Regions from separate parts of the Mus musculus genome. Here region 2 is linked to region 1. A link is a contact called in ENCODE Hi-C or POLR2A ChIA-PET data. All regions are on one chromosome and are shown on one strand. The core of a region is the stretch at or near the end of the contact, and the rest is flanking DNA. Distances in the headings are between cores, read along the strand shown. Region 1 holds the start of Adamtsl4 (ADAMTS-like 4). Region 2 holds the start of Ecm1 (extracellular matrix protein 1).

Evidence for each region. A loop is a pair of places that touch in the nucleus more often than their neighbours do. ChIA-PET counts read pairs that join two places held with the same protein, here RNA polymerase II (POLR2A).
Region 2: a loop to region 1 is called in a map of adrenal gland, with 2.0 times the contacts of the local background. The contact joins the promoter of Ecm1 here to the promoter of Adamtsl4 in region 1. A Hi-C loop is called at or near these places in 5 of 37 maps with a recorded cell type or tissue (T-helper 1 cell, adrenal gland, heart and 1 more). POLR2A ChIA-PET finds 5 or more read pairs at or near these places in 4 of 5 experiments (Patski and embryonic stem cell).

What each region holds. Positions count from the first base shown.
Region 1 is chr3:95,685,775-95,689,180 of GRCm38, reverse strand. It overlaps Adamtsl4 (ADAMTS-like 4), which reads left to right and starts at 1,264. Exons shown (of 18, transcript NM_144899.3): 1 at 1,264-1,360.
Region 2 is chr3:95,737,856-95,740,921 of GRCm38, reverse strand. It overlaps Ecm1 (extracellular matrix protein 1), which reads left to right and starts at 1,353. Exons shown (of 11, transcript NM_007899.3): 1 at 1,353-1,549; 2 at 2,621-2,683; 3 at 2,806-2,910; 4 at 3,034-3,066. The coding sequence starts at 1,480. Tars2 (threonyl-tRNA synthetase 2, mitochondrial (putative)) reads left to right here. Exons shown (of 18, transcript NM_027931.3): 18 at 603-948. The coding sequence ends at 751.

The DNA.
Region 1 (3,406 bases), core at 15-2,514:
TAAACTAGCTTCTGTGCCCTCAGCACAAAGTGTAACATATAGCCAAGAAACTAGGAAACATTAGCCGGGGGCACCAGGGCCCTCTGTTGTTTTATGGGTTGCAAGACAATATGTTGCTACAACTTCTGTATTTGAGTGTCTTGACATTGGTGGTGAGCCTGGCCTTCAATGGCTGAGCCATCTCTCTAACCTTGCTCTGGTATTTCATTGTTGAAACTAGGGTGGTCTCACTCTGTAGCCCAGCTTGCCCTAGAACTTGCTGGATTTCCCAGGCTGGTCTTGAACCAGTGGTTCCCCTCTCTTGCCTCAGCCTCCCAAGTGCTAAACATGCACTACCATTCCCTATATATTCTCCCCCACCCCCACCCCCCGCCCAGCCTCAGCTGGAATTCACCCTGAAGACCAGTCTAGTATCGAACAACCTATACGTTTTTGTTTTTCAAAGAAGTTACGAGGTTGGACAGGCAAGGCATAGGCAGGCCTTTAATCCCAACACTGCAGTAAGCAATAGCAGGTGGATCTCCATGAGTTGAAGGCTGGCCTGGTCTACACAGTTCAAGCCAGACAGGGCTACCGAGACCCTGCCTCAAAGACAAACAACAAACCAACAATCCATTAAAAGACATATGAATAGAATAAAAAGCATAAAAACTGAAAGCTGTTTTCATCCCTTCCCCACCCCTCCTCAGTCATTCTTCCACATGGAGATGGATAAACATTTCCAAGCCTAATATACACATCAAATTCTCCCATTCTACAGAGGACACTGCCGCATTGAAGTTGAAGTGCTCATGAAAGACCACAGAGCTGGCAAGTGCTCAAGCTGAAATTCAAATCCAAATTGTCTGACTCATAATTCAGCGTGCATTCCTCCCGCTAAGCTCCAGGGTGTAAAATTTTATGGATGAAGAAACCGAGGCTCAGAGAGGTCCCTGGCCATCAGAGCCACATGGTTCACTGCCCAGTATGGGAAAAGCGGAGGCGATGGCATTGGCTGCATGGAGGAGAGGGCCTTGGCTTGAGCAGATCTGAGTTTGCTCAGGGCTACATGGGTCTAGTTTGCAAATCCCCTTGCTGGTTCGGGGCTAGCCCAGGTTCTTCGAGGACAGGCTCCAACCAAAAGGAGCCTGCCAGAGTTGGTGGGGTCTCGAGCCCCGGGGCGGGCGCGGGAACCGTGTCCACAGCGTGGCTGCAAGCTCTTTAGCTGTACGGGGCACCCGGGGTGGGTGGTTGAGTCCGGCGCGTGGCGGGCGGGGCACGGGTGGCGTGGGGCGGAGCCTGCCGCGGGCGGCGCTGTCCTGGGGCTCCGGGCCGCGGTGGCCACTACCAGAGGCAGCTGGAGAGAGCGGGCGCAGAGAAGGTAGAACCTCCCCGACCCCCCGCCTGGGCTCTGACTGTCTCAGAACAGCGGACCCTAAGGCGAATTCCTGGGGAGGGGGTCTGGTCCCTGGGACTCCGAGTCCCATCACCCGGGCGAGGGCTTGTGCCAAGATTCCTATTAAGTCACATAGTGAAGTTGGAAAACATACCCAGGACCTCCCTGCACGCCGGCACAGCCGGCTCTTCCCTGAGGGGCTTCGGGAAGATGCGACCAGACGCCTGTACTCTGGGAACGCAGGGATAGGGTGTCCGGGAGGGATGCGGGTGAGTGCTCTTTGCACAACTCAATCTGTTGTGAGAGGTTGAGGGAAAAGACACCTGTTGGGATGTTTGGGGGGGGGGGGATGCCGTGAAAACCCTGGCATTCTGACAGGACAGCATCTCTCCTCTGCTAGCCCAGCCCTTACTAACCCTCCCTCCACCCGTCCACTCTGCATTGGCTCATTTGCCTGAAGTGAGCCTGGGGTGAAGGGGTTAGCACCCTGCAAGTCACTTTCCTTGGTGTCACTGGCCCACAAGGGGGTGTGACCAGGAGCAGCATAGGTTTGTGCTCAGCCAGGGTCCACCGTGACTTCAGGATGCCCACTTCCAACCTCATTTTCCTCACCCTGGGCGTGGAGAAAGGACAAACATACATTTGTGCGGGGGGGGGGGGGGGTGTCGGCTCCTGCTCCCCTATGCAGGGGAGGGTGGGGTGGACTTTTCCAGAGAGGGAGCCAGGCCTGGCCCTAGCCCCAGGAGTTCTCGTCACCCCCCACCCCTCACTTCTCCAGAGAGCTGCCAAAACCAGCTCAGGACAGGATTATGTGTACTGGGTAGACCACGGAGAGGCATCAGGGACAGACTGGAGGAGCAGAGAGGCGCAGAGGGAGGTGGAGAGGGGACCAGCATCAGACAGGTTGTGTCCATCACACACACCCCCCATCCTTCCAGCCTCACTGGGCAGGCAGAGGGCTGATGAGTGGGTTGAACAGGGCCACTCGTCCATCAGGGAAGTCGTAGATTCAGTGGCTGGCTCAACTGAAGAAGGACGTGGTGCCTTTTACCTCCTCCCTAGCTCCAAGAACTCAGCTCAGCCCATTTGGTCTCCTCCTCAAATTCCCAAGCCCTGGGGTCCCAGGGAGGGGGAGCAGGACCTAGCTTTGCCCCCCTCTCTGTCCTTTGCATGCCCTGATCTGGCCTACTTTGGCCAGCGATCCTTGGATTCTTCTCATGGTGCCATTCAAAGGCAGCAGAAACAGTGTTTTTCCTGGAAAGCAGAACTTAGATGGGATGAGGATGTGGGTAGGCGGGGCCTCAAAGAGAAGGCAGGGAATGGAGGATGGGGGTAGGGAGAGACAAGATTTGAGGACAGGTATGAAGACCCCTGCTACCCAGTGTTTACAGCTAGACTTAAGGGTGGACTTTCCAGGGATACGGGAGGGAGAACCTGGCAAGCATGGGCTGCTATGGCTACATCTCTCCTTCTTAGGTGTCCCAGTTTGGCTGAGCATTGTAAGGAAAAAAAAAAAAGCAGAAAACTAGTTGTACATGAGCTAAGTCACCCTGAGCCAGTGCCTTGTGGATGCTGGCACTCATGGGGAGGATAAGTCACTGCCTCTTCTCAGGAGATGAAGCCATTAACCCACTTAGTTTATCCCTTGGACAAAAAAAAATGCCCGGGGCAGCCTGTATGAGCCTTGTCCTCCGTAAGGAGCTTAGTTAAAAGGAAAAGAAACAAATGCTCTTGGGTTCTGTGAGCGGGAGGAGGTTGGTTTTCCTTTTTTTGTTGTTTGTTTGTTTGTTTTGTGATAGAGGTCCCATATCACCCAAGCTGAACCCCTTGAACTCCATCCCAACTGTGGAATTAAGGCTTGTGACCCCACCCCTGGTGCCCGGAGGCCTCTGGCTGGCCCCTCATGGGTGACTGGCATAGCCTGCCTCCTCTAGGCCCTAGAGCTCTAGGAGAAAGAAGCTCTGGCCCAAGCTGCCTATGCACAACCCCTACCCCCACCCACATCAGCCTCCAAAGGAGCTAAGTCCATCT
Region 2 (3,066 bases), core at 104-2,603, 52 kb before region 1:
TAGTGCTCTGTGGTGGAGCACTGGCCTCCAATGAGTTAGGTCCCAGCACCAAAACCAATAAAGGCATTAATTAATTGCCTTGTTTATTGTTGTGTGGGTGGAGGCAGCTCTAGGGGACAAGAAAGGTCTTAGGGAAGGAAGTTGCTCCTGACTCTTGGGCCTCTGGAAGCAAGAAGCAGAAACTCCTAGCCAGACCGCCTGACTGGGGCATCACGCATGCCCGTTGCCTTGGCAGCACTGAGAGCAAGCCCCGCCCTGCTGTTTCCCCTTCCTGTACCGTACCCCTCCCCCCAGGTCACACACATACAGTTTTTCTTTTTGTGTAGCTCTCCATGTTTGTCTCTGTCTAACTGACTCTGTATCTCCCAGCCCTGGGCTCCTGACCTGCAGGGAGAGGGGAGTAAAGCCCGGCCCACTTCCTTATCTCATCAGAGTGGACAGTCAGCAGCAGGGCAGGCGAGCTAAGCATGGGCTTCAGCCACGGCTAGGCTCTGCTCCTACCTTTCCTAAAGATTCAGGAGTTTGAAGTTTCTGCAAAGCAAAAGGAAACAACCCATAGGGTGACTTTTGCTTGGGTTTGCAAATCTTTCCTCTTCCTGCAGTGGTTGGCCAGAGAGAGCAGAGTCAAAGGACAGTGAACGTACGCACGCGAGATAACCGGCAGCTCGGGGAGCGAGACCTGGCCGAGTCCGTGCAGAGACTGCTGGAGTTACAGAACGCCAGGGTCCCCAATGCAGAAGAAGTGTTCTGAGTCATGTCCATTGGTGATGTACAGACTCATGAGAGCCGTCCGTCCCTTTCCACGGGACAGTAACCCAGCTGGCAGCCCCGCATGTCCCCGAGGCCTCAGAACTGCTCTCTGAAAATAGACATGGTGTGGGGGCTCCCCACAGAAAGGAATGCTGTACTGACTGGATAGAAGGAGAATAAAAATATACTTGAAGCCAAGGCTGTGCCTTCATCTGAGTCCGAATGCTTTACTCCCTCTTTCCCAGACCTGAGGCAAAGGGATACTGAGGCCTCTGACCAGCAAGGGCACTGCCTCAGGCAGCCATTCTCCTCCCACTCCCACTCAGGAGAGTGTCAGATCCATTCTTTATAAAGGACAGTATGCAGATGGGAAACTGAGGCACAAATTAAGGGTCCAGATGACAACTTGCTCCATGATCCTCTGCATCAGTTTGGAGGGGATCCAGGAGTGCTCCCTTCCATCACCTCCATTCTTCCCAGGCTAAGGAGGCTCCAGGAGTCTGGGAGGAGTGGCTGTAAGAGGAGGAGCAGCAGGGACTGAGTCATGGCAGGAAACAGGGGGGCGGGAGATAGCATATAAAGAGAGACAGACAGCAGGCCTTGAAGTTCACAACGGCAGTAGCAACAGCCAGGGGAGCAGGCTTGCAGCAAGTGGCCCAACCCCTTCAAGTCTAGATCTGCCTGTGACAACCAGCTTCTGGGTGACCAGTGACCAGTTCTTGCCCCAGGATGGGGACCGTATCCAGAGCAGCCTTGATCTTGGCCTGCTTGGCTCTTGCTTCTGCTGCCTCTGAGGGAGGTGAGTCGGGGTGGGGTCAGCAGTTGCTTAAGAGTCTGGCTCCAAAGAGCTCAGCAGTTGGGTGATTGGCTTCCTTTATATGAACATGTCACTGTGAAGTGGGGCTGAACCTTTAACCATGGAGGCTGGAACAGGAGCAGAATAGCTAGAGGTAGTTGCTAAGAAACACAAAAATTAGAGTCAAATAGACACAAGACAGGTGAGTTTACAGGGTGAGGATCCTCCTGTCAGAACACGTGAGGAGGGACGAGGAGGCAGGTGAGGAGGAAAAGAAGCCCTCGGGCTGCTAAAACTCAGCCTACCGAGCCAGGGAGCCTAGACTGGCTCACTCTGGTCAGAGGACGAGTTAGAGTTCACCCACATTCACCCCCTATTACACACACGCACTGCTTTGAAGTCTGAACAAAAGGAAATACCAACTCTGGACAGGACAGAGACTTAGATCCTTCTATAGATAGCCGTGTCTGAGACAGCTCCACCTCGCTGCTGTCCTGGTTCCTAGGTTTGTGCCTTCGGTTCAGCTCCAGATGTGAAGGTGCTTTGCCAGCCTGGTGACCTGTATTCCGTCCCAGTAACCCACATGGAAGGGGAGAAATGACTCCCACAAGTTGTCCTCTGACCTATACACATCACCACGGTGACACACTGGCCCCCTCCACACATACACAAATAATATTTTTCTTGTTTAAGAAACCTAAAATAAGCTGAGATTGAAGGGGAAGGCACTTAAACATTTGGCTAACCGTCCCACCCAAAGGCCAAAAGTATTTTTAAAGGCCTATAGGAAGAAGTTTGAAGAGAGGTGGATCCTGGAACATCAGCGCATTGGAGGGGACGGCAGCCACAAGCCCCATCCAAGGGAGATACTGACAGGAAATCAGACCTCCATTCCCAGCCACATTCTTTTAGACCCCAACTCAGAACCCAGCCACTCAGAGGGGAGGTGTGTGACAGGTGGCTCCCCCACAGCGGGCTTTCCACAGTCTCGGCCTCCACAGCCTCCCCATCCTCTGTCCAGGACCAGGAAAGGACGCCTCAAAACTGCCTGACTTTTGTCTTTCCTTCCTCTAGCCTTCAAGGCTTCAGACCAGCGAGAGATGACGCCAGAGCGCCTCTTCCAGCACCTCCATGAAGGTGAGAGCCTCAGAACTAACCAGATCGGATGAAGACGGGTGCTCAGGACAGCATGGCTGTAGAATTTGTGGGGAACAAGCATGCAATTGGGAGGCTCTGAGTGTCTCCCCTCTTGCCTCTAGTAGGTTATGCAGCACCCCCTTCCCCACCACAAACCCGGAGACTCCGAGTTGACCACTCTGTAACTTCTCTGCATGACCCTCCCCTCTTTGAGGAACAAAGAGAAGGTGAGGCTGCCCCAAAGCCCTCTCAGTTCCCGTTGAGACCTCTAATCTAGTGTACTTCCTGCTCCTCAGGAAGGGAGGGACCCCCCCACCCCACTGTCTGCCTCACAACTGCCTGTTCTGTAGTGCAGCCCCCTTCCTCTCCAGAAGACATCCCTG